Regions from separate parts of the Mus musculus genome. Here regions 2 and 3 are each linked to region 1. A link is a loop called in an ENCODE intact Hi-C map of the cell type or tissue named here. Cell type or tissue: heart. All regions are shown on one strand.

Evidence for each region. Hi-C counts contacts between places; a loop is a spot of excess contacts. Peaks named below come from ENCODE experiments on the same cell type or tissue, not always from the same donor. Only the 100,000 strongest peaks of a DNase experiment are listed, where the experiment ranks them.
Region 2: a loop joins it to region 1, with 6 times the contacts of the local background. A loop is called at or near these places in 2 of 42 quality-filtered maps.
Region 3: it touches region 1 in a loop (5-fold over the local background); 2 of 42 quality-filtered maps call a loop at or near these places.

The regions. Positions count from the first base shown.
Region 1 is chr3:101,127,687-101,135,686 of GRCm38, reverse strand. No RefSeq gene overlaps it. Among named protein-coding and RNA genes, the nearest start is that of Ptgfrn, 22 kb to the right of the region's middle. In heart, no CTCF peak of the experiment used is centred here; a DNase peak (open chromatin) is centred at 4,946; H3K4me3 peaks cover 619 bases; H3K27ac peaks cover 1,694 bases.
Region 2 is chr3:101,289,561-101,297,560 of GRCm38, reverse strand. Gm32803 (a long non-coding RNA gene) reads left to right here and starts at 953. Exons shown (of 3, transcript XR_375904.2): 1 at 953-1,276; 2 at 5,621-5,839; 3 at 6,164-6,563. In heart, a CTCF peak has its summit at 1,839 (motif pointing right); DNase peaks (open chromatin) are centred at 1,900, 2,300, 3,620, 4,770 and 2 weaker places; H3K4me3 peaks cover 322 bases; H3K27ac peaks cover 374 bases; H3K27me3 peaks cover 373 bases.
Region 3 is chr3:101,276,507-101,284,506 of GRCm38, reverse strand. Cd2 (CD2 antigen) reads left to right here. Exons shown (of 5, transcript NM_013486.2): 3 at 1,246-1,476; 4 at 4,597-4,719. Among named protein-coding and RNA genes, the nearest start is that of Cd2, 7.4 kb to the left of the region's middle. In heart, CTCF peaks have their summits at 920 (motif pointing left) and 3,972; DNase peaks (open chromatin) are centred at 3,396 and 3,766; H3K27ac peaks cover 1,227 bases.

The DNA of each region.
Region 1 (8,000 bases):
TATTCAATTTGAGCTATCGAATTATCCCAATGGTGCTGTGGTTGGGTTTCCAGTCGCCCTGTCTCTCCTTATTTTTAAGATCCCAGGGAGACCAATGCATACGTGTGAACCAGAGCCGTCAATGGCCATGTGACATATGCTGTTCTGATTTTTCCTCTGGTCCCCAGTCACTGATACCCATTGATGATTCCTATAGCCAGGAAGATGGGAAAGTCACCGCTGGGTCAGCTGCTTCCCATGGAAACAGGAGAAGCGAGGGTACCAGGAAGTGTCTTCAAGCCCTTCCTACTGTTCTAGGGCACATAGAAATGCTACTAGAGAATAAGAGGTACCACAAACCTGTGTGTCTGACTCATCCAACAGTCTTTCCTTCCAGATCTTTCCTCCACCCTCTTGTCAAAAGCCTGCTGGTGGCCACCTCCATCTGGATTTCAATCAGAGCTGGAAGAAGAAGCTGTGGGTACCAGAACAACACCAGTGTGAACCAGAAACAACAGCCACTTGATTCAGGTCTCCTCTCGGTTGTGCGAATAGCAATGCACAGCACCCTTGACAAGTAACACACTACGCTACGCCACATTCCTCTACCTCTGTGGAGGTTGCGCTACTGCATGTGAAAACAGCTTGATGGAACAGTACCGAAGCCGTACCTCACACTAGGTATACTAGGAACCAGAATCAGGGTGGTGGTGCAGCGCTCGCTGGAACTAGATAAACCCAGTCTTCTTCTGTGCATTTGAGCCCTTTTATAGTCACATTGTGAAAGTGTCTTGCTTGGGAAATTATGGAAGCTGCATTGAGAGCAACACTTAAAAAGAGGGTTGAATCTTGCCGAGTGTCATCAGTACCCGGACTCTGTTTGGGCCGGTGGGAATAATTCAATAGGAAAATCTCCTATAGAGAGGTTTTATTAGTAGGAAAGCAATTTATTCTTGGAGTCACAAGATAAATGATGAACAAATATTTCAAATAAATAAATAAATAAGATCAGGCTGGGCATGGTGCCACACACCTTGAGTCCCAGCACTCAGGAGGCAGAGGTGGGTGCATATCTGTGAGTCCAAGGCTAGCCTATTCTACATAGCAAGTTCTAGCCAGCCAAGCAAGGCTGCATAGGTGAGACTGTCTTTAAAACAAGCAAACAAACAAACAAAACCTTTCCTGTTTGTTTGATGTAGCCTTGGACAAGGGGTGACCCAGAGCCTCTGCCCCCAGACTCACCCAGCCCATCACTTGCTATTAAAAGACAAAAGGACTTAAGACAGAGGCTTAGCTGGTGTTTGTTAATGTTTAGAATCACAGGAACCCCCGAATTTCCTCCAGAAGGAAGATGTCAGCTGGAATCCAGGAATCTCCTGCATGAGAGATTTTCCACGATAATGTGGCTATGGTAATAAGATCTGATCAAAAGAAGCAGCCACTGCCCCATGGCCCCACCCAGGCGGGTTGAAATCCTCACCTTATGCCAGTCAGCTTTCCTGATTTTTTACTTACATAAGCCCAGCTCAACCACCTTTCTGGTGGAAAACCGGGGCGACAGCCAGAGTGAAGAAGGAACAGAGGATGTTTCGAAGGTGCTACTTCAGGCCTCCTCATGGGGTGGCCAGATTCTATCAAACACGAGAGAGCAAACACTGGCACCCACACACCCACCAGCCACCTAAAGAGCCGAATCCAGGCCTTCACATGTTGGTGTGTGGATGCTGATTGGTTGGCTACTCAATGAACTAGGGCTAGAGTGAGACCGAGAGTCTGCACTGCTAGTGAGTGTCCATGTGAACACACGGGGTCTCCAAGCTTTGTGTGTGCCTGTCACTCATCAGAAGTAGGAGCAGAGTCTACCATGCTAGGACTAGCGAGAGGAGGAATCAGGGAGGCCAGCATTTATAAGATGTGATAAATATACAATAAGGTACCGTCTCAATGTGTTCATAGGGGACACAATAAATAGATGAAAGGGGCTGAGTATAGGAGGGGAAGGGGGAGGGGGAGGGAGGGGGGAGAGAGGGGGGAGGGAGAGGAAGAGGGAGGGGGAGATGGAGAGGGGGAGGGGGAGGGAGAGGGAGAGGGAGAGAGAGGCATGACAATACACACCCGTGATCCCAGTACTGAGAAGACAGAGGTATGAAGATTGAGAATTTGAGGCCAGCCTGAGTTACAGAGTGAGATTCTGTCACACGAGAAAAAACAAAACAAAACAAAAAACCAAACAACAACAAAAACAGGGTCAGGAGACATAGCTCAGTGGTGGTAGCACAAGTACACGCTGCTGGTTGGCATGTTCGATTCCCAGCATTGAAAGAAAAAGGTCTGAAAATCAGTTTCCATTTGGGTCCTTTTGGCTTCTCTTGACAAGGAAGAAGATGACGGTAGTTAGATGCTGTGGTTTGAATGTGGAATGTGCTTCACAAAGCCTTATGTTTAAGTTCTTGCTCCCTGGCTGGTGGCACTGTTTTGGGAGGGTGAGGGGCCTTGGGCATGCGGAGCCCAGATGGGCAGATGGTAGCAGGCCTTGCGGTTTAGAGCCTGTCTCTGTTTCTTGATCTGGATCTGTCCAGATGTGAGCCAGCCGCCTCATGTTCATACAGCAGCGAGCCTCTGCCTCACCATGTCTTTTCCATTGTGATAGATGGTTCTTTCTAACCATGGGGCACAGTTAACCCTTCCTCCATTACCAAGTGTGGTGGTACACGCCTATAAACCCAGCACTGCGGAGGTAGAAGCAGGAAGATCTAAGTGCAGAGTCATCTTTGACTACAGCTTGGGCCACATAAGACCCTGCCTCCAAACAACAACAACAACAAAACAAATCACTTGACAGTGAGGAAGATTCAGAGTCCCACAACCCCCTTCAAGGGCATGCTTGACCTATATGCCCCTTATAAAGTGCCATCTCTTGAAAGTTCTCCTGCGTCCCAAAACTGCCACTCCAGAGGTCAAGACTTTGGGTCTACATTTGGGTCTTTGGTGACATTGAAGCTCCCTAGGACATACAAGTGCCCTTTGCTTACCTTTTCCTTCTCTGCCTAGTTCAGTGTTGGCATTTAGGTCTCCACAGGAGCTTGCTGACAAAATGAACCAACCAATTATGACATTCCCTTATTATTATTTCTTCTTCTTCTTCTTCTTCTTCTTCTTCTTCTTCTTCTTCTTCTTCTTCTTCTTCTTCTTCTTCTTCTTCTTCTTCTTCCTCTTCCTCTTCCTTCTCTTCCTCCTCCTCCTCCTCTTCCCCTTCTTCTTCTTCTTCTTCTCCTCCTCCTCCTCCTTCCTCCTCCTCCTCCTCTTCCTCCTCCTCTTCCCCTCCCCCTTCCCTCCCCTTCTTCTTCTTCTTCTCCTTCTTCTTCTTCTTCTTCTTCTTCTTCTTCTTCTTCTTCTTCTTCTTCTTCTTCTTCTTCTTCTTCTTCTTCTTCTCCTTCTTCTTCTTCTTCTCCTTCTTCTTCTTCTTCTTCTCCTTCTTCTTCTCTCCCTTCGTCCTCCTCTGCAGTAGAACAAACAGCAAGATTTTTCCATCTAAAACACTTCAAATGGATAATTCAGTGGTGGTAAGTACATCTAGCCATTATTGTATTTGTCTCCAGGGTTTTTTTTTTTTTCATTGTCCCCAACTGACATTATTCCCGTCAAACAATAACATCCTGTTCCCTGCTGCCCTGCCCCTGGTTATCAGCATTTCACTGTGTCTCTATGAATCTGGCTCTTCTAATCATCAGACAAGCGGATTATACACTACCCGCCCTTTCATCACTGACACTGTTTGGTTAGCTTGTCTTCAAGGTCCATCCATAGCGGCATGACAGAGGTCATGCTGGTAACTGCGGTACTTGGGTGGGTCAGACACCAGCCAGCTTGGGTTACACAGTGGGTTCCAGGTCAGCCAGGCCCATATAACCAGACCCTGTCTTAAGATACTTTTCCATTCTCTTTCAGGCTGGGTACTCCAGTCCACTGTATGCACGTTGTGGTACTGCTTGTTTGCCATTCATCCGCTGAGGCTGAGGCATGATTCAGTCGCTTGCACCTTTGACCTATTGTGAGGGATGCTGAGTCCCTGCTTTCATACCGTTTCACTGCAGTCTGGGAAGAGGTTCTAGACTCTAGTTTTGAGGAACTTCCTCATTACTTCAGTTTTGGTTTGGTGATGTTTTGAGACAGGGTCTCCATACATAGTCCACCGAGGGTAACCCTCCTCTCTCTCCCTCTGGAGTGTGAGGATTATAAGCATGGTCTGTCCTACCTGTCTCTCAATTTTGTGGGTTTTAGACCAGGTTTCATTCTGCAGCCCAAGCTGGCCTGGAACCCACTGTGCAGTCCAGACTGGCCTGGAACCCACTGTGCAGTCCAGACTGGCCTGGAACCCACTGTGCAGTCCAGACTGGCCTGGAACCCACTGTGCAGTCCAGACTGGCCTGGAACCCACTGTGCAGTCCAGACTGGCCTGGAACCCACAATTCTTTTGGCTCAGCCACTCCAGTGCTGGAATGACAGATGTGAGCCAACATTCCCCACGCTCAATTTTAAATTTTAAAACTATCCGTGTCTGCATAGTCTGTGAGTTGGGAATTTCTCCTTACCGGGCAGGCGCACAGGGAGAGCCCTTCAGGTGTGCTGGTTTGTCAGACAGTCCCTTCCCTCTGTTGCACTTTCCTGGAGATACAAAGGAGACACTGGTGAGGGGGAGGGTGGGGTGGGGGTTGGTGAAGTTGTGGGTCACAGGGTTTAAGCCGCCGAGGTTTACCGGCCAGGAGTAGGGGTAGGAGCCTGGTGCAGAGCTCCCCACCCCCGGGGTAAGTACAGGTTGCATTTCTCTCACAGAACACCTGGACAACAGAGCCAGCCTGGATCTTGGTGCCAAAGGTTCCCGGGATGGTTTCTGTAAGTGGCCGCACTGGGCGGTAACATTTTCCAGGGACCAAGGCGTAGTACTAACCGGCAGCCAAGATCCAGGCACACAGCTGCCCAGAAGTTCGGGGAGGGAGGGCGTGGCTGAGGCTCCTGCTGGCCGGAAGGGCTGATCCACAGCTGGAGACCGTTAAAATGTGGCGAGGGCTCTCATCTTTGTTCTCAGGAGAAGTTTAAAATGCTACCAGCCTGTAGGGCAGGGAGTGAGAGAGATTCCAGGAACAAATGGGGGGGGGGGGGGGGAGACTGAGGGATATCCTGACAAAATTCAGAATTTGATACACAGGATGTCATTCTTTTAAAAGCTGTTTATCGAAATAACAGACGTTAAAAAAAAAAAAAAAAAGCATCCAGGATACCAACTTCTGTCCCCAGAAAATAACTGCTTCATTTTGTGTTCTCAACCATAGGTTTGTGTGTGTGTGTGTTTCTTTTTTCTTTTCTTTTTCTCCTTTTCCTTTCTTTCTCCTTCATTTTCTTTCTTTTTACTTATTTTATTTTTGACAAGGTTTCATGTACCCTGCCTCAAACAGCATAGGTGAGGATGGACTTGAGTCCACCTGTCCAGTGCTAGGTCTTCTACAAGCTGTATTCCTGTCTTCCCCTTAGGTCTGAAGGTGGTTTTGTTTAAATGATCTCTATCTCTGGCTTTCTGGGATTGAAGGGTAGAAGGTAAGAGCCTTAGTTGGTGATGTGTTTCCAGTAACTCCGCTGCTTCTGTACAGTTTCTGTGGGAATCCCAGCAGGCAGGAAGGAAATGTGACTATGGAGCTTCAGGCCTGCTCTGGTCTCCAGTCTGCCTAGACTGATCTCTACGAAAGCCACGAGGGCTTAGGGAGGAGACTCAGAGTACCTGACTCAAAACCAGGAGGATCTGAGTTCAGACCCCTGACACCAACTGGAAAAAGTTGGCTAAGCTGAGAGTTCTGTAACCCTAGCCCTGTGCGGGTAGAGACAGGCAGATCCCTGAAGTGTGCTGGCCAAACCAGGTGACCTTGACTTCCATCCCTGGATCCCTCATGTTGAAAGGAGCAAACCAGCTCCCACAAGCTGACCTCTGGGCTCTACCATGGTGTGCATGCATCCACACACATTAAATAAATGTAATTTAAAACTTTTTAATATGGTAAAGAGCAATAGAGGAAAGGCCTAATGTCAACCTCTCACACACACACACACACACACACACACACACACACAGAGAGAGAGAGAGAGAGAGAGAGAGAGAGAGAGAGAGAGAGAGAGATCATAGTGAAGATTTCCAGCATCTCAGTGCCAACCATTCCCCACTGTCTCAGCAGAACCCTATCTTTGTCTGGTCCTGGGTTTTTTGAGTGAATGCTTAGGAAAGAACATAAGGAAAACAAAAATGGAGGCACTCCTGACATTTGAACAGGCTGACTGCAGAAGTGAGCAGTAGCTGTTTCCAGCAAAGCCTTTGCCAATCAGAAGCAGGGACCAAAAACATCTGCAAAGATGAGATAAGTCTCTGCCTGGCCCTAAAACCCAGGCCCCAGGCCTTTCACCACACTGGTTTCCAACATTCCTCAGCACACAGGAGCCACTTACCATAGCAGGAGGGGACCCTTCCAGGATCTCCTGCCTCTGGCTTGGCTCTGGCTTCAGCACTGTGGTTGGCCTGGCTGAGTACAACTGAGTCTTTGCAAGCAACATGTGCTGCAGAGGCAACACCCATTCACCGTCCTTCCCATCACTGGCTGTGGATGTGGCACTGGGCAACTGGACTTGAGACCCCTTGTGCCACCTCCGCCCCGTTCCCGAGTGAACTCTGTCTCTGGATATCAGTGGCAGCGTCACTTAGAGCTGGATTGTAAGGTTGTTAGATTCATTTGCTGTGCATCTTTTCTCTTTCCCTAATGTGTGAACGATAAACTGTGGGTTTGAAAAAGACAACCGTCTGCCTCTGTGCTGGGTAAGTCACCTCCAGGGAGGTTTTCTCCCTCTCGCCCTCTCTGCTGATAGCAGCTCTCAGAACCCTCACTTGCACTGAGTGGCTGAGCCCTTGCAAGAAGAATTATAGTGTTTGTACACTGCTATAACATAGTCCATTTTTCACACATCTCTCAAAGTCTTAAAACTGTGACTTTGGCGGCATTCCGAGCAGAGACCAGAAAAGATTTAGGGACCAAGGCTCTTCCTAGCACCTCCTTGCTAGTGTCTTTCAGGGCTTGTGCAGAGCAGTTAGCATCGAAAATGGGCAGGCAGGGTTCAGTTAGGAGGGGTGGCCCAGGCTAGACCTTTCTCTATGTAGCTGTGATAACTTCATAGAGTTATGAGTGGGAGAGCACTCATTTGTAATGTTGCTTTTTCTTGATCAAGTTTTCTTTGATGTGAAAAGAACTATGGTTCTGAGAGTCAGTAAGAGTTACAGCCCATCTGTGGCGGGAGCCTGACTGTGCCTCGGATTAATCGCTGTAAGCTTGAAAATGTGCCTTGAATCAGACCTCTGCACGCTGGGGTTAAGACGGCTGCCTATGCACCAGGCTTGCTGTGCACTGGGTAAGGGAAGGTCTGAGGCACTCATATATTATCTATGTCCTGTTCTGTGATAACATTCAGAATTACATGCTAACAGTTATTGAGTACAACTGTTGCTACTGTGTTAATACACTCATTGATACTAAGTGGAGCATGTTTGATTGCAAATAAAACCCAGTTCAATTGACTGAAAACTTAAAAAAATTTTTTTTTTTCTTACACAGCCATGATTTTCCATGGTGGGTTGGCTCCTGAGTCAGTGAGCTCAGTGTATGGTTGATGTCTGTCTTAGTCAGGGTTTTGTTGCTGGGAGCCGATGCCAAAACCACAGCAACTCTTATATAAAGGAAAACATTTCATTGGAGCTGGCTCGTGGTTCAGAGGTTTAGTCCATTATCATCATGGTGGAAATCATGGTGGCATGCAGACAGACATCATGCTGGAGAAGGAGTTGAGAGTTCTACATCTGGATCAGCAGACAGCAGGAAGAGAGAATGACACTTGGCCTGGCTTGACAATCTGAAACCTCAAAGCCCATCTCCATTGATGCACTTTCTCCAACAAGACCACACCTATCCCAACAAGACCACACCTCTTAATAA
Region 2 (8,000 bases), 160 kb before region 1:
TGCTGTGGCCTCCAGAGGCTAAGTCACAAAGTGCCAGACAGCTCAGCTGCTTCTCTTAGGTGGCTCATCTGTCTGGCTGCCTGTGTTCTAGACACTTCTTCTGAGGGGAATGCCCCACCCTGGGGAGCCACAAACCAGACAGAGGCCTTGTGGGATGTGCCAATCAAGCTTCCAGGTGCAGGCATTAGGCACATCAGTGAAGCCACCATCCTCCATGCTCAACATCCCGCCATCTGTAGCAGCCCAGGCACCTAGTGCCTCCCCTAGCAGGACAGTGAGAAGCCAGGACTCCAGAAGTATCCGGTGCAGCTGTGTCAGGTGGCTGTGTGGTGACTTGCCCCATAGGATAGGTAGCCCGAACACAAAGTGTGACCAGTGTGTCTTCTGAAAGCCACGTTTCCAAGTCCCTGACCCCTGTACTTCCTGAAACTACTAGGTTTCCAGGGTTAGACCATGAGCCCAGTTTTCTTTTCAATGTTAAACCCTATAGAAAGAACCGGACTTCATAGTAACACCCTCTGAGTTGCCCCTGTCATGAACAAGGCCTCTTGGGAGCCCTCCTCTTCCACCTGCCTGTCCCTCAGTTGCTTTCTGACCCCTCCTTCTACTCTGTCTGCACTTCTCAGCAATGATGGAGTCTCCTTTGGTTTGAAGATACACCCAACACGACCTCCTGCCTTACTTACTATTCTCCTGAAGGCCTGTCACTAAATATGGTGTTAATTCATGTTGCTTATTATAAGCCCCCACTAGAACGTGAATTCAAGTATTGGTAGGGCTACTTCCCAGGGGTCTAAAAGAGTCAGGCACCAGAGTACTAGGTGGTCAGTAAATATTCACTGCAAAAAGAAAAGAAAACCACATCACAATATCTGTTATCTTACAACACGATCGTGTGCTTAGCTCTAAAAAACCGCTTGCCAAATGCCCCGTGAAAGATGTAAACAATGAAGGCTTCTCAGTGCCTTTAGAAAGGAGCACACGACTTCCTGGACCTTCAGCCTCCCTCTGCGGCTTGCCTGCCTCTTTCCTCCGTTGATGGGAGCGTGTGTCCCTCCCTCTCTTCGACAGGGCTCCTTTGCCTAGGATGCTGGAGCTGGCTCAGGCGCAGCACTCTTAGCTTCAGTATTTTATGTCTAGGTCCACTGATCACACTCCCCAGGTCCCCAGGTCCCCGGGTGCCTGCCTCACCTCTTTCCTCAGTCTGGAAAGCAGAAGGATGTGTGCCTTGGTGTCTCTGCTACTCCTGGCTTATAGCTGGCTGCTGTAGGTACAGGTGGGTATGGGGAGTTTGAGGAATGGGGTGCAGGGGTTGGGGGACATATCAGGTGGTTGGATTCTGTTGATTTTGAGAACTAGTTCTAAGAGCGGTAGGATGAATGCATACACCCCTGAGACTGGAGAGAACATAGACCACAGAAACAGAAAGTAGAGCCAGGACAGGCCTCCTGGCTATATCTCTGCACAATGCACTCAGCGTTTCCAAGCTGAGTGTCTTCTTTATCTGCAAAACTGTTTAGCCAATGCTGGGCTCGAACTCCTGTTCTTCCTGTTTCCTTTTCCCTATTACAAGGGTGATGATATTTTGCCAGTGGTCAGATATATATATATATATTTTAATGGCAGGGTCTTGTCTTGCTGTGTAGCCCAGGATATATCTTCACATTATTAATCCTCTTGTTTCAGCTGGAAAGTGCCGGGATTGTGCATGTGCCACCATAACCAGCAAAAACATGCTTTTTAAAGGGAGAGGAAAGTAGACTGAAAAACCGCAATTCAAATACAAGTTTGAGTGTTTTAACTCCGGGCAAGGAAATTAGCAAGGGTGCAATTCAGGTTGTTGCCAGAGGGTGGCAGCAGGAGACAGGGGCTTAGCCTGAAGGTCTTTTGCAACAAAGCGGTCCTGAAAGCCGCTGGAGCGAGCTAGAAGGAATGTGGTTGCTGGAGATTTGCGCTCAGCTCTGCCTTCTCTCCTGCCGGGGAATCAGGCCTCTTCTGAGCCAAGCCAAACCTAGACGCTTCCCTCTTCAGCGAGTTTCTCTCCTATTTTTTTTTTTTTTTTTTACTTTATTGATTCTTTGTGAATGTCACATCACGGACCTCAGTCCCACTCATCAACCTGTCTCCACCCTTGCAACCTCTCTCCAAAATAAAAATAAAATACAACAACAAAATCCAACCAAACCAAAAAAAAAAAAAAAACCGCATCTGGTTGTGGAAGCTGTAGTGCGTCACAGTGCGTCTGCTTCACTTGCAAATGTTCACTGTGTGAGTCATTGGTCTGCTTCAGGCCTTTGGCTTCTGCTATCACTACTGGATCCTCACCAGGACTCCTCTTGGATATCCTGTTGTTGCCCTGTGTCATGGGGTTCCTGCAGCTTTGGATCTGCAGGACCTGCCCTTTCTCACGCTTCAGCAGTTCGTAGATGAGGTAGATTTTGGGGGTAGACCAACTCAAAGTCCTGAGTGCAACTCAAAGTCTGGGACTGGTGAGCCTGCCACCTCTCCAGCACTGCCCTGACCAGGCTAGCTCATGCAAAGTCAAGGCTGGTGAGGGGTGGGGTCAGCTCTCCATTGCTCATGGCTGGGGGTGGGGGTGAGCCTCAGGGAACACACACACACAAACACACACACACACACACACACACACACACACACACACACACACACCAGGGACAGTTCTATTGTGCTGCCCAGGCAAGGCACAGGGTCTACCAGCTCTGCATAGCCCTTAGACATTAACACCGGCTCAAGCAGGAACCTAGACCATGGATGTCCACAAGGCCTTTTGTGATAATATGAGCCACCAACCACCAACATCAACACCGATCCCTGCTGCGGCATGGCCATAGACCCAGACATGGCCCTCAGTGCAGCACTGGTCCAGACTTCACTATGGCTGGGCAGGCTACTTACATCAGGCTATCCTGCATCAGGCATGCCATGCAGTGGACAGCGGGCCATACTGTGGTTAGGTCATGCATCAGGCCAGCCTCTGGGTGAAGCATCCTTTTCATTCTTGCCCTTAACCTCGCCATATTGTTTGACAATTTCTGGTGATTTGTTGTTGTTACTGCTATTTTTTAAAATTGTTTTGTTTCATTTTTAATTTAATACTTTTATTCGTTCTTTGAGAATCCCATACAAGCATGCAGCCTTCCGATGTTTGCCTTTGAGACAGGGTCTCTCTGTGTAGCGTGCGACTCAACTCTTTGGGTGCTGGGTCATGCGTGTGCATCTCAGGCCGTAGCGACCTCACCTAGCCATTACCATAAACTTCAGAGACAAATTGAGCAGGTAGAATTGTTTCCTCTTTTGATCACCTCAGCGCTTTAATCATGAGGAAACAGAGGCACAGAGAGACTGCTTCCATGATCAGAGAGACAGCAGGCAGGAAATGTGAATCCCATCCACGGAGCCTGCGGCTTCTAACTTGGAGCCGTTCTGTTCAGCAGTGGCTCCTGCTGTTCACTGAAGGTCTGCATGGACTTCCAGCATTCTGGTCACTGTGGTCACCTTGGCTAGCCGGTGCCAGCATCCCTTTCCCTTCTGTCAGAAGCCTCAGCCTACTTCCCTCTACCCACACAGCAGTAGCACCCACTCCGTGAGCTGCTTCCAAGTTAGCTGTTGCGAAACACCCTGTGTCTCTGTGTCATGTATGTCTTGGGCTTTCAGCTCACAAACTCACAGGCTCTGCTGGTTTTACGTTGAGCAATTCTGAGATATCACCAGGAGGAAACAAGAAGCAAGGAAAAGTTACACGTACCCAAGTAGTCTTTAAAGCTTCTTGGTTTACTTAAGGAGCTAGGCTGGATCCCAGGGTTCCCAACGGCCAGGCTGAGGCTCCACAGCTGAGCCATAGGTGCTTCCCCGCCTACCCTCAGGATAAAGAGCTCAGTGTCCCCCATTACCACACTCTTAAACAGCACCTCCCAGCCCCTGCTTCTCTGGGGTTTCCCTCTTCACAGTTTCAGTTACACAGTTCAAAAACCTAACATGGAAACTTCCAGAAGTAATGAATTTATACACTGCCCATAACTGTTCTCATGCCTTATTGCCACTGTTGTTCAATTTTGTCATTAGTCCTTATTAATCTCCTATGGTACCTAATTTTGTAAACAAAACTCAATTACCAAAAATTAATCATGGTATGTGAAGGGTCAGCAGTTCCCAGACCCAGTGGGGGTCTGGGGGAGGTATCACTTATATAAGGGGACTATGGGAGGCCTCTCCACCAGGAACACAGAGGCAAGGGGAAAGCAAAGTTGACAGACATCAAAGCTGTCTTAGGGTCTAGACGATGTGGGACATGTCACCTCATCTGACCTTCACAATGAGCTGGAGGAACTAAGGCTCAAGGACACCCCCACCCCGTGTCTGGAGTCACACATCTAGTGTATGATGTGGAGGGGAGGGTGTGTTCTCCACCACGCATGACTGCCTATTCAGCTGAAGATGGACAAATTTGTCCTTCTTGCAGAGTCATTTACCCTGAAGGGGCTTCCAGGTTTGGTGAATCTGGCCTTGGTACGTGAAGTGACCTACAGGTGGCAACTGCAGGAGGAAGAAGAAGCGCCATTGTTTTTACTCAGGGAAGCAGGCTAGGTGGAGGGCACATCTGCAGGCAGGAGGTGGTCCACAGAGAATGAACGCCTCACCTGTCACAGGATGTATGTTGCTGGCCAAGCACACCCAAACACATTGCCTGGCGACAACAGTCCCTGTGAATGGGATGCAGCTGTGGCTACTGACAGATGGGGCCAGCCAGATGTGACCTAGCTAAACATCATCCAAAACCTGGCCACAAGCAGCCAGGCGGTGTGGCTTCTTGGGCTGATCATTGCAGAAGCCATGGTGATTGTAAGTTTTCAGTAAACAATGTTTGGGCGCTTGGCTCCTGGTTTGGGTTTTTTGCCTGAGTGAGAAAGTGTGACCAGGGCTTGGCTGGTGGGAGGGACCCGAGCCTCCCTTAGGAAGCTTGGGAAACAGCACCCAGTGATAGCCTTAGGACAGGAGGAAGCAGGAAGCTCCCAGAGTTTAGAGCCCAGCTTCCGGGAACTGAAAACCAGATAATGGCGTCACCCAACAAGGCAGATAGAATCCAGAAACTCCCTGGATTTAGAACCCTCAACTGAGTAGCCAAGCGAAGACCAGATTCTCTCTCTCTCTCTTTTTTTAAAGATTTATTTATTCATTATATTTAAGTACACTGTAGCTGTCTTCAGACACTCCAGAAGAGGGAGTCAGATCTCATTAGAGATGGTTGTGAGCCACCATGTGGTTGCTGGGATTTGAACTCTGGACCTTTGGAAGAGCAGTCGGGTGCTCTTACCCACTGAGCCATCTCACCAGCCCCAGATTCTCTCTTGAGTTCCTCTAAAATCCCACAGATCAAACAATCCGGTAGGATATGAGTTGTGAAACATTGTCTCTGTCACAAAGGTCAGCTCAACCTGAGCCTTGTCTGGCTCTTCCTTGTCTCACAGTGAAGGAAGCAGAGTTGGGGGCCTTAGTCCCCCAACTACAGGGAACTCAGCCGAGCCCCCCCACCCCCATCCCCGGGAACGTGTTCTCTCTCCTCCTCCGTTTCATCTTCTCGTCCTGTTAATTTACCTCCCAGGAGCCTTAGTTTGAGCAAGAAAAAGGAGTGGAGAGAGCTCAGGAGATCAGCATTGGACTGTAGGGCATGTTGCACATGGAGAAGCCGGAGGGAGAACCCACCAGCTGTGTCCTGGAAACCCACACAGCCAAGGTGGAGGCTGCAACCTTGGAGCTGTAAGAAGGGACGGGCCACCCTTAGGATGAAGACTCGATCGATCAAAAGCAATGCGTGTCCAAGGTAAGAGTATTAAATAGCAGCTACAAGCAGAATAGCAGCCACTGTCCCCTAACAGAGACTCTTCTCTAGGGCACCCCATGTCTTTTTATGAAATAAGATGAGCTTATGTGTTTTGTTTTGTTTTGTTTTTTGTCATAAAGGGTATCAAAATATGCATCCCAAATTGTGCCTCTTTGGAACGCAGATTATTTTATGCCAAATGCTGTTGAGAACTCTCAGAGACAAAGAAAGAACCACAAATAGGATGCAAGGTTTCCTTTGAAAGGGATATTAGCATGTATAGAGGAAGTATCTATTTGTAAAAGGTGTTTCCTTTTCCTCTAGGAGGAAGGCCGGAAGAGGAGGTCCCAGAGCGCTGAACTCCTGCAGACCGACCTTAGTGTGCAAACTCTGCTCCCGCTCCGCCACTCAAGGACAGTACCTGCCTTGGTCACCTTGGGACCAGCTGTCCGCATCTGAGAGCTTTAACCTCCCTCCCCTTTGCTGACACTAAGGCAGATGAAGCCAAGGTCTACCCCACCCACCGAGTGGCTTACTGTAGTGAGAATTTTGGTTTCTTTTAAACCCCAGTTATGTTCTGTGAATATGTTTTTGATTTATTCCCAGGTGTGGGGTATGAGGCTGCTTCAGTGTGTCCACAGCCATCAACTATGATTGTCTTGGGCTCTAGGAGGAGTGTGATTTCTGCCAGCTGCAGAGAGTTTAATTCTGGGGACTCCGGAGAGGGAATAAATGCTAGAGCCATGACGAGAGGCATAAGAGGGACCCTGGAGGAGGAGGAGGAGGAGGAAGAGGAGGAGGAGGAGGAGGAAGAGGAGGAGGAGGAGGCTGCTCCTGGTGTTGTTTTTGAGGTTTGTCACGTGGCTGTGAGCAGAAGTGTTGCGCGCGCTCAACTGGCCAGGAAGAACGACGCTGCTACAGGATCATATGACTTAGCTGCAGTCCCTGGCGCCTTTGGGACTGCCGCCACACCCGCTCCCCACACAGAAGAGACAAGAAGTTGGAGATGTCCTTACTACAATGAAGAGTGGACTAACCCCAAGAAGCTCAGTGCCCCGAATCAACAGGAATTAGTCTACAGAGGTCTATGCCCCCTTCATCCTCCATCCTTTCTCTCTTGCCTAGTGTTGGGGGGGTGGGGTTGGATTAGTTGGAGACCAGTGTGGAACAAGTGTTGGAAGGGAGGTAGAACTATAAGATCCTGGTAAAATAATAAAAAACAAACTGATAAAATAATAAATCAAACATGCCAACGGCTTGTAACTGAATTCTTCCTTGCACAGGCTGACCCTCTTTCAATCTTGTTCTTTCATTTTATGTGTCTGAGTGTTTTACCTGCATGTCTGTGACCGTGTGCAGTACCTGTTCAAGTGCTGAATTGTGTTGTCACGTAGATGCTGGGAATCGAACCCAGGACCTCTGGGAGAGCAGCCAGAGCTCTTAACTGTCGAGCCATTCCTCCAAGTCACCGGGCCATCGCTCTCTCCTCTGAACTGTAACCGTAGCTCCACTCTCACTTTCTAAATGAATACTGTCTCTCTGTCAAGACAGTGTCTCCTTATTGGTGACTACCTTTCACCATCCACTTCACCTTTACTATTAACTACCCATTCACAGATTTGCCATTTAACTGGATCTCTCCCTTTGTGAGTCATTCTTTTAAGAACCTTGACCCATTTTATAGCTGTCCCTTTTTCCTAATTTTTATAAAAAATTAATTTTAAGGGTATTAACTTTTGTCATGGATGTTGTCGGTAATTTGCCTTTTTTATTACCTAGCTTTTCAATTTTTTAATATGTGTGTGTGTGTGTGTGTGTGTGTGTGTGTGTGTATGTATATATATATATTACCTAGGAAAGTTTTACGTCCTACAGAGTCAGACCTGTCCGCCCTCCTCCTCCATGGTCCCCCTTTGAAGCTGACTCCTCCTTCAGAACTGAAGTGGATGCAGAAAGGGCAGTGTTAGCCTTGCAAATCAGGGGAGGAGAGCAAGGCTCCTGAGAGCATGGGGATTACAGGAGAGTGAGAGGAAGAGGGGGCAAGACTGGCCCAAAGCAGAGGCTGGTGTGTGCTTTCTCTCCCCAGGGCTGGCAGCCAGGTGGCCAGTGACTAGAACTTAGCAGCAGAGACAGCTGCATGCTGTTTCTCAGAAAGGGATGT
Region 3 (8,000 bases), 150 kb before region 1:
CATTTCTGCATGCTTGTAGGTTGGGCGGAAATGGAATTAGACTCGGGAGGCCTATGGGGAAGACACTGTGGTCTGAAAGCTAGAGAGAAGGGAAATAGGAAAAATTCACTGTTGCCCTGCGTGACGAATTCAGGTCTTCAGGTGGAGTATGGGGAGCTGGGCACTAGGTCTAATCTCACTAACGCCAAGGGTGGCGATATTTCCCCCTGGGCTGTTAAGCAGGAGGGGTGTGGAGTTTGCAGTGAGAGTCTGAGACTGGTGACTTGTCCAGGGCTTGGTCACAGGTTGTCTGGTTTGAGACAGGTAGGGAGCCATTTTCTCATTTCTTAAAGTTGGAGTCCTTCAAGGCCAGAAATTAACTCAGAACCTTGGGGCTAGGAAGGGCAGCGTCCTTTCTGGCTCCCCCCCGCCCCCAACCCCCACGTGAAAACGCAGGAGGGCAGAGATGCTGTATAAACACACGTCACCATGCCTATTTTACTCATATCCTGTGTCTATTTACCAGAAATGGTTCTGTTCAAGATACTCTGTCAATTCAATACAGTTATCAAAAGAACTTCAATATAATGTGTCGTAGTTGGTAGGATGCTTGCCTACTATGCAGGAAAACCTGGGTTTGATCCATAGCACCACATGAAACCTGGCATGCTGGCACATACCTGTGTCCTAGCCCCTGGAGGTGGAGTGGGGGAGGATCAGAATTCCAAAGGCCATCCTCAACTACTGAGTTTGAGACCAGCCTGAGCTATGTTGAAACATTGTCTCAAAACAAAAACAAAAACAAACCAAGCCAGGGCTGGAGAAATGGCTCCATGGTTAAGAGCGCTGGCTGCTCTTTCAGAGGTCCTGACTTCAGTCCCCAGCAACCATATGGTGGTTCACAACCGGCTAAAAACGTGATCTGATGCCCTCTTCTGGCATGCAGGTGTACGTGCAGATAGAGCACTCACATAAAATAAATAAATCTTTATAAAAGAAAAACCAAAATAAAAGCAAGACTAGGACTTTTGAACTTCCCTGGTCCCAAACCAATTCAATTTTATTAGGCATATTTATTAAGATTAAAGAAACAAACAAAAGCCCGGCCATTGTACATGGGACCATGGTTCCATAATCCCGGCTCTCAGGAGGTAGAGGCAGAAGGAAGATGACTTCTAAGCCAATAGGTCTACAGAGTGAGATCTGGTCTTAAAAAGAAAACAGTATCCAAAAATGTGCCTAACAGAAATCAGATCTTTCTTTTAGAGAGGGTCTCAAAGCCCATGATCCACTGGGAATGCCCCAACACAACCCTGACCTGTGCGGTCTTGCAAGGGACAGATTTTGAACTGAAGCTGTATCAAGGGGAAACACTACTCAATAGTCTCCCCCAGAAGAACATGAGTTACCAGTGGACCAACCTGAACGCACCATTCAAGTGTGAGGCGATAAACCCGGTCAGCAAGGAGTCTAAGATGGAAGTTGTTAACTGTCCAGGTAAGGTGGAGTGAAGCAGGGCGGGGGTGGGGTGGGGGCGCAGGGTGGCCCACATGCACAGGGGTAGCTTACCAGCCTACAGCGCTACAGAACCTGAGCTGGGAGGCCAGTCTGGCAAAGGATCAGAAATGAAAAGACAATTATTTCTTCCTGGAACCTTTTGGGGAGGCAGGCTCCTGGCTACCCATTTTGGCAGTCCACTCTCAGATGTGACCACTTCAGGCAGGCTAGGAGCCTCTTCCAGAAGAAAGGATTGCAGGGTTGCAGAAGGCTTTTTGCAGGAGGGACTCTGACTAGCCCAAGGTCCCTCTGCTAGCTGGTGGTCTGGATTCTGACGTCTCTTTAAAGGTTCCCTTTGGGCATCTGATATGGAGCAAGGTTTCAGAATGCCTGGGAGGCAGGGCAGGGGAGAGCTGAGCTGGAGAACAGAGAGGCACACCGTTCCTGCCACCAACCGGAGACCAGTTCTGCACTGCAACGGCTCCAGGCAACCCGCAACACCCAAGGCCTGATTGATCTCCAGAGCCTGGAGCTCCCAGAGATAATTTGGCTTTGTTTTGCTCCAGTTTGCTTTGCTTTTTGGGGAGAGTCTTGCTAAGTAGCTAGCCTAGGCTGGCTCCCAACTTGCAGCCATGCTCCTGCCTTAGTCTCTTGCTGGGATTACAGATGTACATCCCTGTGCCCAGCACCCAACAGCTGTATTTGAGGAGAAGGCTATCATAGTGCCCAAGTTCCAGCCTGGAATGTTTCAGTCAATCCGGCTTGAGCTGGTCTGACCCTAACAGAGCTCCCTCCCCTCCGTGGGCTCCATATGCTCTACAGAGAAAAGCAGTCCTGACATGGGAGAGTATCGGTTGGGAAGGAAGCCCTGGGACTCAGTCTGCCTCACTCGAGTGGGCCTTTGAGCTGCCTTACAACATGGCAGCTAGGTTCTCAAAGCAACCTGAAAGCAAGAGTCAGTGTTCCAGAGTGAAGTGACAGCCCTTAATTAGAACTTAATTTCCGTTACTTCTGTGCATCACTTAAAGATAAGAGTGAAGCTCACATGTGCTTGGAGGGATCAGACAGCAGTGAAATGTGTGTGTGTGTGTGTGTGTGTGTGTGTGTGTGTGGCTGAAGGCACAGATGCAGAAGGATTTTATTAACACACCCCCCCCCCCCCAGGTTCATGGATGGTCTCCCTCTTCTGCCTTCCTGTCCCCACCCTCTATTCCCCAATCACAAAGGCACGAGGGGCAGGGCAAAGCTGCCTCTCCAAGACTCCAAAAAAAAAAAAAAAAAAAACAAAAACGTTTTCCTCTTTCTGAAGGCCCTGAGTTAAGAGACACCAGACTTAGTCAGTGAACCAACAAAGAGCGGTCCCATCTATTGATCCTAGAAATTATTCATTGTTTATTTGAAATTCAAATTTAACTGGCTGTCTCGTATTTTATCTGGCAACCTCATGCTTCATGTTTAGTGTAACTAGATCCCTCCAGAATAAAAGTAAGTATTTATCAAGGAGGGTGAGGCCTTGGAAGGCAAGAATGCTAGGTTTGGGAGCAGGGGACCGTGCAGCTTCCTTAACCTGTAGTTCAGAGCAGAAGCTGAAACTAGACCAGGGAATGGCCATGAAGGAGAAAAGGGGGGGTTGAAAACTCCTCCCATTCTAAGGCCAAGTCAGGCAGGGATAAAGTAAGTGTGAGCTGAAGTCCCACGAGGAGGAAGCAGCTGGCCCTGGAGTAGTGCTCGCTCACATAAACATAGGCACAGTGTCTCCAAGAGGAGTGATGGGAAGAATAGTTGGAATGAGACGCTGCAAGGACCAATGACAGAGCTACAGCTACTGACGTCCCCACCAGGAACACCACCAGGCACCCAGAGTGCTGTCATGGGTTAACCTCAGACCATACTGTGGAAGGCGTGCCTGCTTTCCAACAGTGTCTGGGGAAGGGCTGGAGGTCTGCCCGAGGACCGGTAGGGAGGATCTGTTGGAGTCAGCTTGGACAGGAAGCCTTGTCTGTCCACCCTGCTCACACTTGGGAGCCGACTCTGACATTCCAGGCCCTTGGCAAGTCAACAGGGTCTGAAGGTCCCTGAATTCATCCTTGAAGCAGCTTCAGGGGTTACTGAGGGATGCCCCTACGCAGACAGTGCCCAGAGAGGTTCTCAGCTCACAGGCAAGGACTGTCTGAGGGGAAGACTAGAGGGACAGAAGTAACAACCAACATCAACAGCTTGCTTTGACCCTCTGCCCTGCTTGGTGGACCTCCAGCTTGCCTGGGGCCCATCCCTAGTCACGAGTGTTAACAGTCTTTGGCCTCTGTGAAGCTGGGCTCAGCTCCCGTTTCTTCTCGCCACCGTCCTTTGAGCCCCTGCTCCAGCTGCTCTCTCTAACTGCTATTGATTCACAAAGAACAGATGGTTTAGCCCCCCCCTCCTGGGAAACAGCTACCAGAAAACCCCCAGGGTAGAGAGTATAGCAAGAGCAAGACCTCACCTCTAGGTGTTGTTTTACAGTTTACAAAAGCACTTTTCCATCCATTATCTGATCTGACTTCCGACAGCTACCCTGTGATGTAAGGTGCATTGTTTCCATTTTACAAAGAAGGAAACAGACTCAGAGAGGTGGGGCGTCTTACCAAAGGTCACACAGCTCTTACCTGGAAGAGCTAAACTAAGCCTGTTGCCCTGAGCAACCACGGCACTGTTTTCCTGTTACTCTTCCCTATTCTGGTGGAAGAAGGGATCAGAACTCTTATGCCACTGATAACTGTTGAGTGTCTAGGCGGCTTTCCTGAACCCAGGAGGAGTTTGGGAGGAAGAAGAGCTGAACACCGAGGTTGGGGGATGCTTCACTTGGGGGAAAGGTCCCATGAGACCTCAGGCAACTCATCCTCCCTCTCTAGAACTTGGATGCTCTTTTCCTCAGTGGGGGATGGGGTGAGATGGGCAGGCACTGCTCCTCAGCCCTTGCAGATTTAAGTAGCACTCCAGGCCCCAGAAGCTCAGCCTCAAGGAGGCAGAAAATCCTGTGGAACTCTTTCATTTGTTTGATGTAGGAGGCTGGGGCCTGGGCCATAGAAATGAAGGGACCACTCTGCCCAAGACCTTTCCCTTAGCCATATTTTCTTCTTGCAGAGAAAGGTCTGTCCTTCTATGTCACAGTGGGGGTCGGTGCAGGAGGACTCCTCTTGGTGCTCTTGGTGGCGCTTTTTATTTTCTGTATCTGCAAGAGGAGAAAACGGAACAGGAGGAGAAAAGGTAAGCACACCCACTCCTTTATCGCTGTAGGCTGCAGTGAAATCCCCACGGGACCGTCCCTCCTTGAGTCTGCGAAGAAAGGGATGGGCAGGGTTGGAACCAGAGCTTCTGGGTGGCTCTGTTATGTACTCAGATTGATTTCTGAGGGACAGTTCTCCGGGGTAACATCAAAGGACCCTTGAGAAGCGGCAGCCAGGTTGTATACCTTCCCAGAATCCACCACGTGAGGCTGCTTTGGTGAAAGGCTAGTGTGGAGATCCCTGAATCGTCCACAAACTTTCATAAGGAGAGAGAGATTCCACCCAAATCCCATGTCTGTGTACAAATGTCTTGGCCTTGGATGCCTCAAAGGTGCGTTCAGGGCCAAACTCTTAGGAATATGGATAAAACTATCTCCAGCCAGGAGGCACTGGGAGTGGATCAGTGCAGAGTGCTCAGTGTGTGTAAGGCTGTGAATTTGACTCCCAGAGCTGCAAGAAAATAAAGCCCAAATGAGGGTGATTGGTGGCCCTTTGTTTCCCGGTTAGATGTTTAGGAAGTGAGGTGTTCAGGCTGGGAGTACGGCTACCTTGATGCAGACTTGTCCTGCAGCCTACAAAGCAGAAATTAGTTATGGTGGTCCTAAGCAGGGAGCTGACCACTCAAGGGACAATATGTTAGAGACTATGTTCAGGTGTGTAACTACGGATGCTGGGGTAAGGGCAGTCTTTAGTTGGTTACATGCTAGTGGGTGGGCATGTCCCTGGGGTCTTGAGAAATCTCAGACTCACATAGGGCTGGGTCCCATCCCTGCAGGTCTCCACCTAGAGTAACCCCAGTGATGTTCAAATACTGACTTCCAGCACAGCCCATAGGCAGGGTCTGCCCATACCCCACAATGCTGGCCCCTGACCCAGAGCCCAGTAGGTTTGGCTTCCTTCTTCACAACTCATTTCTCAGTGTTGCCCCCATCCTCCTTCAGGCCAGCATCCTCATCTGTCATCTTACGTACCACTTCCCCCACCTGGGGCCGGGAACATCATTCTCTCTGCACCTTTCATGTCTGGGAAACATCATTCCCAGGTCTCCATCCGGTACAGCTTAGTGGCTTGCAGAGCCCTTGACACTGGCTCCCTTATCTCTGTGCTCTGCTCATACTGTCTCCATCCCTCCTTATAAGGCTCATGATCACTGCCCAGGGGTCAGACACATTCCTCCAAAGTGAACCTCAGGTGTCACCCAACACATGGCAACCTCTGCCACCACCAGACTGGGAAGAGGAAAATGACAGTAACTCACGTGAATAAAGTGGCCTGTTCCAGGGACAAAGTTTAGTTTTTTCGATGTAAGGTAGACATTTGCACAGATAAAGACGCTAGCTACCACCCCAGATCATACAGCACATAGGCCAAAGCATGACTAGGCTGAGGCAAGACCCCTAGCTCTTGAATTTCTAGGCAGTTTTATCTTGTTCTTATATAACTCTTCTTTAAATTGGACATCTATGGGCCTGGATTTCCTCACCTGCATCTATAGCCCAAACTGAGCCATCAAGAGATGGTCTTATAAGAAAGGAAAAGAACTGAAAGGCTCCTGGAATGATGTTTAGGCAGTGGTAGACCTTGCTGGAGAGGTTGTACTGGGACCCTATGGTTCTGCTCGTAAGAGGTGGGTGGCATAGGTCATAGCAAGTATATGGCTTCCCCAGAGCAAGATTGCTGCCCAACTCAGTGTAAGGGCTCAGCATCTGGTCACACCTCTTACCCTCTCACTTCTCACATGGTTCTTTGCACCTTCTGGTGGTCCCCCACCTTGGTGGAGGCTGACACCGTGATGTGCTGTTTGGCTCTTGTCACTCACGGAGGACAGTGTTGCTGCCTGAGTCATTACTGAGGTGTAGCAATGGGCCTAACACATAGAACACGAGAGAAAGCACAGGAGGGGAAAAAAATGCCACAAACAGAAGAGCCAGCAGAGAGTCATGGGAGCGTGCCACTGTGCAAGAAGGACCACCTGCTGGTCTGTGTCTAGGACCCTGGATTAGGGTCAAAGTCTCACCTATACCCCTCCAAACACCTCAGGCACTTCTGGGGCACCGAACATGGCATAAAGGACATGTTCTGTCTTTTGGGTGTCTTTTTATGTATGTGCTTAGAGCACGCAGGTCCCTCAGGTGTCAAAGCCACCTTGTTTGCCTTTGAGGCTTTGTGTTCGTAGTGCATTTACAGTAGTTACAGTAGCCAGTGTATTACCTGGGGTCCATATGTCAGCCCCCTGGTGATGTGGAGACATGCTTTTCAAGACAAATGTTCTAAAAGGGTACAGGCAACCATTCATTTACCCCGCAGAGAAGCTCCCCCTGGCTCCTTGAGGAAGGCTAAGGCACAGGGAGTGGAATACCAAGAATGTGCCCTGAAGGAGCCCAGCAGTGGCTCCAGGCTTCTGCCAGCTGCCTGTTCCCACAGATTTTCTGTGTGGCTTAAAAACAGTGTAAGAAGATCGACACAGTCTCAGGCTTGTCTTCCTGGACAGAAGCCACACAAAGAAGAAAATCCCCAAGCGTGGGGAAAGGAACCATCTTTCCCACTGAAGCCCAAGAGCCGGGTCTTGCTTACGAATTTTGGAAGAGCTAGCCCATTTCTCAGGGCTAGATTGTCCCTTAGAGGGCACTCCAGTTTCCTTTCAGAATGTGGCTTGTGTGACAATCAAATTGAGCAAAAGGCAGACCTACTGTAGAGACTTCACAGAAGATGTATAGTCTCTGATGCCCTTCACGACCACTCAGACCTGGGTTCAGTGGGCTCGGGCCCTGAGGGTTGTTGCTTAGCAACCTTGCTGATTATCTCTAGGCAGCATCCAGCTACAACTCCCAGATGCAATACTCACTCCAACACTCTAGAGCCTTAAGTACAAAGCTCTCCACCCAGGTGTCTTCTTCCCTCATATTTTTGAGTTCTAAAGAGGCCTAGGTCTCAGGGTATCTATGGCCAACGTTTCTCTCTCCCCTGACACACCCAGAACTTGAAGAGGGTGGGAGTAACTTCCCTTTCCTCTTCACATCTCCTGAAGCCGCTGGTTTGATGCCTATCACATGAAGCGTGTTCAGTGGCCGCATCGTGGGGCTGGGGAGGCAGCTCCATTTCTAAAGTGCTTATTTTTCAAGCATGAGGACTGAAGTAGACTCCTCAGAACCCACATAAGACGGGCAAGGTGGTACTTGCAACCCCAGAGCAGTGGCAGGTGAATTCCCTGGGCCTAGCTGGGCTTCTTGATAAGTTGCAGGGCAAACAGAGACAGAGAGA